Regions from separate parts of the Homo sapiens genome. Here region 1 is linked to region 2. Evidence: chromatin contacts called from ENCODE Hi-C data. All regions are on one chromosome and are shown on one strand. The core of a region is the stretch at or near the end of the contact, and the rest is flanking DNA. Distances in the headings are between cores, read along the strand shown. Region 1 holds the start of GPR78 (G protein-coupled receptor 78). Region 2 holds the start of SH3TC1 (SH3 domain and tetratricopeptide repeats 1).

What was found. Hi-C counts contacts between places; a loop is a spot of excess contacts on that map. Pooled maps may share reads with other maps.
Region 1: a loop to region 2 is called in a pooled map, with 2.6 times the contacts of the local background. The contact joins the promoter of GPR78 here to the promoter of SH3TC1 in region 2. A Hi-C loop is called at or near these places in 1 of 168 maps with a recorded cell type or tissue (Calu3) and 1 of 50 pooled maps.

Annotation. Positions count from the first base shown.
Region 1 is chr4:8,578,582-8,581,784 of GRCh38, reverse strand. It overlaps GPR78 (G protein-coupled receptor 78), which reads right to left and starts at 1,393. Exons shown (of 3, transcript NM_080819.5): 1 at 135-1,393. The coding sequence starts at 802. RefSeq lists an enhancer at 572-1,233.
Region 2 is chr4:8,197,966-8,200,851 of GRCh38, reverse strand. SH3TC1 (SH3 domain and tetratricopeptide repeats 1) reads right to left here and starts at 1,562. Exons shown (of 18, transcript NM_018986.5): 1 at 1,447-1,562. RefSeq lists enhancers at 216-365, 496-545, 676-725, 1,756-1,875, 2,226-2,325 and a silencer at 1,356-1,545.

The DNA of each region.
Region 1 (3,203 bases), core at 144-2,643, 380 kb before region 2:
GTGCAGGGGCAGTGCTGTGGCTGGTGAACTCTGGGCGGAGTAACGGTGGTGATGCCCACAGGCTCCTCAAGCCAACTGCCCAGGGAGCGCCCAAGTCCCTGGCCTGGGCCTGTCGGCATGCACTGGGCCAATACCTGGGGTGCAGGTCGGCGAGCAGCGCGAGCGCCTTCATGGTGACGGTGTCCATGCGCTGGCAGTGTCTGCGTGCCACCCGGTGCACCTGGAGCGAGGTGAGGCAGAGCACCGCCAGCGGCAGCACGAAGCCCACGGCATGGAGCGTGGCGGTGAAGGCTGCGAAGCGCGGACGCTCAGGCTCGGGCGGCAGGCGCAGCGAACAGGACGCGAAGGCGCTGCTGTAGCCAAGCCACGAGCAGCCAAGTGCAGCGCCTGAGAAGGCCAGCGACTGTCCCCAGGCACAGCCCAGCAGCAGGCCGGCATAGCGCGGTCGCAGGCGTCCGGCGTAGCGCAGTGGGAAGCCCACTGCCAGCCACTGGTCTGCGCTCAGCGCCGCCACGCTCAGCGCCGCGTTGGACGCCAGGAAGGTGTCCAGGAAGCCAATGACTTGGCATGCGCCGGGCGCCGACGGTGTCCGCCCGCGCATCACACCGAGCAGCGTGAAGGGCATGTCCAGCGCCGCCAGCAGCAGGTGGCCCAGAGACAGATTCACCAGGAGGACGCCTGAGGCTCGAGTGCGGAGCTCAGCGCTGTAGGCGCAACAAAGCAGCACCAGTGCGTTGGATAGCAGCGCCACGGCCAGTACCATCACCAGGAGACCCGCCAGCAGCGCCTCGCCGGGGCCCATGGCGCTAGCGGCTCGCCAGGCACCCTGGGGTTCTCATGGCTCTGCTTCGGGCGCGAGCCTGGGAAAGTGAGGCGATGGAGCAGCTGAGCGGCGCGCCCACGGCTTCTGGGAGGTGCAGAGCCGGCTAGCAAGGTCCAGAGCAGCGCGAGGAAAGCGGCGGCAAGTGCAGGGTCCGGGGCACCCGGGGGGAGGGCGTAGCTCTGCGGAGCAGGAGCAGCCCGGGGCCGCCCTGGAGGCAGCGCAACCGCGGTGCTGTCCAGGGTGCTGAATGCGCTCACCGTCCCGGCAGGACTGTCCTGAGGCTGAAGCGAGGCGCAGGGGCGCGGGGCGTAGGGGCGAGGGAGGTCTCTTTCCTAACACTGTATCTTTCCTTCTTCTCTCCTCGTGGCGTGGCAGGATGGGACTCTGCGCGCTTCTGTTCCGGGCCAGGTCAGTCCCTGCCCTGGTCACACCTCCAGCCGAGCCTCCCAGCCCTGGTTCGCGCGCAGCTGACACGCCAGCAAGAGCCACTCAGTGGATCCTAGGCAGCACAGCCCTCGCCACGCCTCTCCCTCCAGGCGCTGGCACCAAACTGGAGCGACCTGGTGGCTTATAGGGGCGGTAGGGGCGGGAATGAATTGGCAAGAAGCTGTGCAGGCGGGGCAGAGGGAGTGACGGGGCGGGGAAGGGGGCGGGGGCTGCCCTCAGGACTTCCTCCCATCCCCCAGCCTCAGCCCAGGAACTGTGACTGCATCGACGTTTGTTGAAGCAAGAAGAGCGACAAGAAGTGGAAACAAGGTTGAGAAAGGCATGGGGGAAGGAAAGAGAAGAAGAAGAAAAAGTGAAGAAAAAGTGAAGAGGAAGTGGGGGGAAGAAGAGGGAAGAGGAGAGAAAAGCAACAGAGGGAGAGACAAAGAAGGGGGCACCTTGGGAGGACCCACCCAGAACTGGGTGCCATACAGAAATGCCTGTCCTTCACCTGGCTCCTGGAGCCCCGCGGTGCGAGGCCTCTCCCACCTCCGCCATCCTCTGTGGTGGCTTCTGAGCCTTCTCACCCAGTGGGAATCTTCTAATCCATTCGTGGCCACTTGGCAGGACAAGGATATGGTGAAGCCTCCTGGAAGCTGCTTCTTCCAGGAAGCTTTTTGGCATTTTCTCCCCAGTGACAGCCACAACATGACAGAAATGAAGGGCAGACGATTGCCCACCCCTCCCCACACCCACCCTCACCTGCAGGCTCTGCCAGCCCTTTCTGAGGGACAAAGGGTGGCTGGTGGTGTGGAGGCTCACCCTGTGGGCCTCTCTCGTGCCGGTGCTGCAAAGTGGCCAAGGGAAAAGCCACAGGTGCACAACTGGCATGCTGGGGCACCCCTGGTTCTGTGCCTTGGGCCTCACATTCTCATCTGTCACATGGGGATATTCATAGCCCCACTTAAACCCCTTGGGCCTCACATTCTCATCTGTCACATGGGGATATTAATAGCCAGCAATAGCATCTGCCTCTGGTGGTTGCTGTTAGGGTTAAATTGGCCAACATGCACAAAATGCTGAGGACATCCCAGCAGGCAGTGAAGGATCAGAACACAGTCAACCTTTATTAGGGGGTCCGTCTTATACCTGGGCAAAGGAAGTTTCATTCAAGTGTCTCTGCCAAGTCCCCATAACTACAAACCAGGAATGCCGAGATTCATACCTCAGTCCTTCTGGCTCTAAGTCCAATGTCCTTGTCATCCAGAGAGGCCATCACACCAGCTCCAAGCCATTGCCATCCATCAAATACAGAGGCTTTCTCTCTCCCCATTTCTCCCTGGCACTCCCACAAACCTGCTTTCAAATTTTCACCAAATTAGACCTTCCCTGAAGCTAGAGCAGCCACGTCAAAGTTTTCCTGACATGTCCAGGAAGAGTGGGCCACTCTGCAGCTTCTGCAGATCAAGCAAGTTTGCAGGTGAATAGCTGGGACAAAGTGATTGTGATAGTGGGGGCTTGAGAGCAGGGGCCTCCCCCAACCCCTCCAAGGCTTCTGAGCGACCATGTGCAGCTCTGGGGAGCGGTGGAGTCATCACGTGGCTTCACAGGGAGACTTTGGTCTAGCCACTCACAGCAGCCTCTGTCACCTCTCAACTACTCCAAAGGGAGACAATTCCACTTGCAGGGGAGCAGAGAGCATCTCTTCTGAGACATGAGCATGGGGAAGCTCCACCAGCCTGTATTATGAAAGGCAGGCCATTTGCTCATCTGCAAGGATGTACTGGACAACTGCATGAATGAGAAAATGTGTGTGGTGAGATCTCTGGACTCTGGTGAGGGCACCTTGATAGGTCTAGATCTGTTCTGTTTGCTGCTCTCCCCAAAGCCCCAGTGCTTCTGGCCTCAGATCTTGCCAGCCTGGCTGCCCCCCTTCCCTGGGTTGTAGGGGGTG
Region 2 (2,886 bases), core at 313-2,812:
TGACCACCAGGGCGGAGAGTGGACTGATGTAATCACAGCCAAGGAGCGCCCTGAGCCACAGGCAGCGGGAAGAGGCAGGGAGGAGCCGCCCAGTAGCCTTCTGAGGGACGCCTTGAGTTCGGAATTCCGACCTCCAGAGCCGCGAGAGAACACGACCGAGAGGGCTGTGTCCTGCGCTCTGGCAGCAGGGGAAACCGGCGCACCCGTGCGCTGCTGGGCCCTGCCTTGCTCTTCTGTGTTGTGCGGCCATCGTCACCCGTGTTGCTGGAAGAGTGAGTGACGTCTCCATGCAAAAAACGCTGGCCCAGCGCCCCACACGGGACACAGTTGTCATCACTGTCAACAACAGTGTTGACAGTCACATAATTATGGCCATCCAGGGTGCTCACAGCATCCTCGGCTCACCTGGAGGAGGGAGGCACAGCTGTGCCCCTTTCACGGATGAGCCATCAGCTGCGGTGACTCTGCCTGCCCAAGGTCACACAGCCAAGCAGCACAGGTGGGGTTGAACCCAGGTGGTCAGAGCCCAGCCCCCACATACCCATCCTAAACCCAGACCTGACTCGGGCCCAGCCTTGCCTCCAGCCACAAGCTCAGCCGCAGCCCCGCTGCCTGGCGCTGGGAGGCCACACCCTGAGTGGCCGGCCCACATGCAGGCTGCCCCTGGCCCTGGCACTGGCCGACACCGCTAACACCCCCCAGCGTCACTTTGCTATTCATCTCATCTGAGCCTCGTCAACGGCAAAAGGTTGGAAACTCCCGCTTCACAGACAGGGCAGGGCTCCCAGGGCTCCTGGGGATCACGCACAGGCCCAGAGGGGGTCTCAGTGGTGTACACACACAGGAGCACACGCCCCGGCACACCTGCAGTTGAAGGCTGGGCCCAGACCCTCCCTGGAATTTTCAGGCTGAAGCCCCTGGTCCAGTTGCTGGTCCATTTGGTTGTTGGAAAAGAGGCCCAGGTGGCGGCATCAGAGTGGCCAGTTATAGCCACTGCGGTGCCGGGTGAGGCTGAGGCGCTGGGCTCGCCCTGGTAGGTCTGGTAGTGTGGCCCAAGCTAACCGGGCGCTGGGGTCACACCTGAGATCCGCTGGACTTGGAATCCAGCGACAGGCTGGCTCTGCTCCCAGACCCCCAGGGCCGCTCATGCCAAGGGCCAGCACGGGGTCAGGCCAGGTCCCAGAAGCAAGGGTGCTTGGTCAAAGCTGAAATCATTGCCCTCAATCACTGCGGATTGGCACTGCCAGCACCTGTGAGCTCTGAGTGGGGTCTGCTGAGGGTGCCGACGACCTCCCCGAGGCCCCCAGCTCGCAGTTTCGCTCCACCCCCATCCCAAACAGGTCAGAAAAGTCCTCAAGAAAGTGTAAAGATCCAACCATGGCAAGACTGGCAGACAGCAGCCTGCTCGGCCAGTCCACGCCCCGCCTGCCCCGGAGCCCCCCATACCTGCGGCGTGTTCCTCAGAGGCAGCTCCCAGGCCCACAGGGCCGTAGCACGCAGGAACCAGGTGGCCGCTCCTGGCCCAGCGCTGGCTGGCCCCACGGGGCTGTCTCCAGCTGGACGGAGCAGGCAGGGGCCGCCCACAGCCAGGCTGACTGCACAGCGGCCTCCGCCCCCTGCTTCCTGCCCTACTTCCTCCCTGCGCCTGAGGGCCGGTGACGGAGAGGCAGGCCCAGGGCGGCTGCACAGACACCGCAGCCGGTTGATCATTAGCTCTTTCCTGGACGAGGTCCAGGCCCTGTCCTGCCTGCCCGCTGCCCAGCCCCCAGGCTCTGTAGTAGAGGCTAGGGGCACCCAGTCCCCCGCCAGGCTGGGATTGGGGAAGTCCACCAGCCACCGGCTGCCTCAGCCCTGCCAGCCTCAGCTCTGATCTCTGTTCCTCTTCCATTTACTGCACACACACACACACGCATGCCTGCACACATACATGCATGCACACACACACGCATGTGCATGCAGACACACATACATATGCATGGGCACACAGAGACTCACAAGCACAAGTGTGTGCACACATGGACAGGCACACGTATGCACACAAACGCTCACGTGCAATTTCTTCCGTCTCTGCCCGGGTGCCCTCCGGGCCACTGGCTCCATCAATGGGAACATTTAGGGGAAGAGATGGGCTCCCCTCCTCCTCACCGCAAGCTCTCCTTGCTAGCCTGGCCTGTCCCAACGGGTCTACCTCTTTACCCTCCCACCGTCTCCAGGCCTGAGCCAGGTTTGAGAGCAGAAACCTTCCCAGCCAGGCAGACCCAAGGCCAAAGCACGTAATCTCGCCCCTGCCTGCTGAGGAAGCCTGGCCTGGGCTCACGTCAGCTGGGACAAGAGGCAGAACTGAACTCAAATTGCCCTGTTGGTCCCGCCTGTCTGCCTGCTCTGATGCCCTTGCCAACACAGGAGTGTGAGCACCCACGTGGTGGGTGTGGGCTGCGGGCTCCGGCCCAGCTCTAGGAAGTGGGAATGGGAGGGATCCCTCCAGCCTGTGCTGTGATAGGTCGGAGCTTTACACACACCTGGTTTGAGAAAACCAAGAATAATCCCTAAGTCAAATAGTTATGTATCCATCTCACAGACAGGAAAACTAAGGCTCAGGGAGGTAATGTGACATGCCCAAGGCCAGTGACCAACAAGAAGATAAGACTGGAACCAGGTCTGACTGGTTCTGAAGGCTTTAGGGCTGGGCTTTTCAACCAAGGCACTACCGACATTTGGGGCCGCATCCTTCTTTGTTGCAGGGCGGGGGGCTGTCCTGTGCACTGGAGGGTTTTAGCTGGTCCCTGGCCTCCACCCACTGGATGCCAGTAGCCCCCTCCTCTAATCATAGCAGCCAAACATAGCTCAGATATTGATCCCCTGGGGGTGAAGTCACCCCAGGCTGAG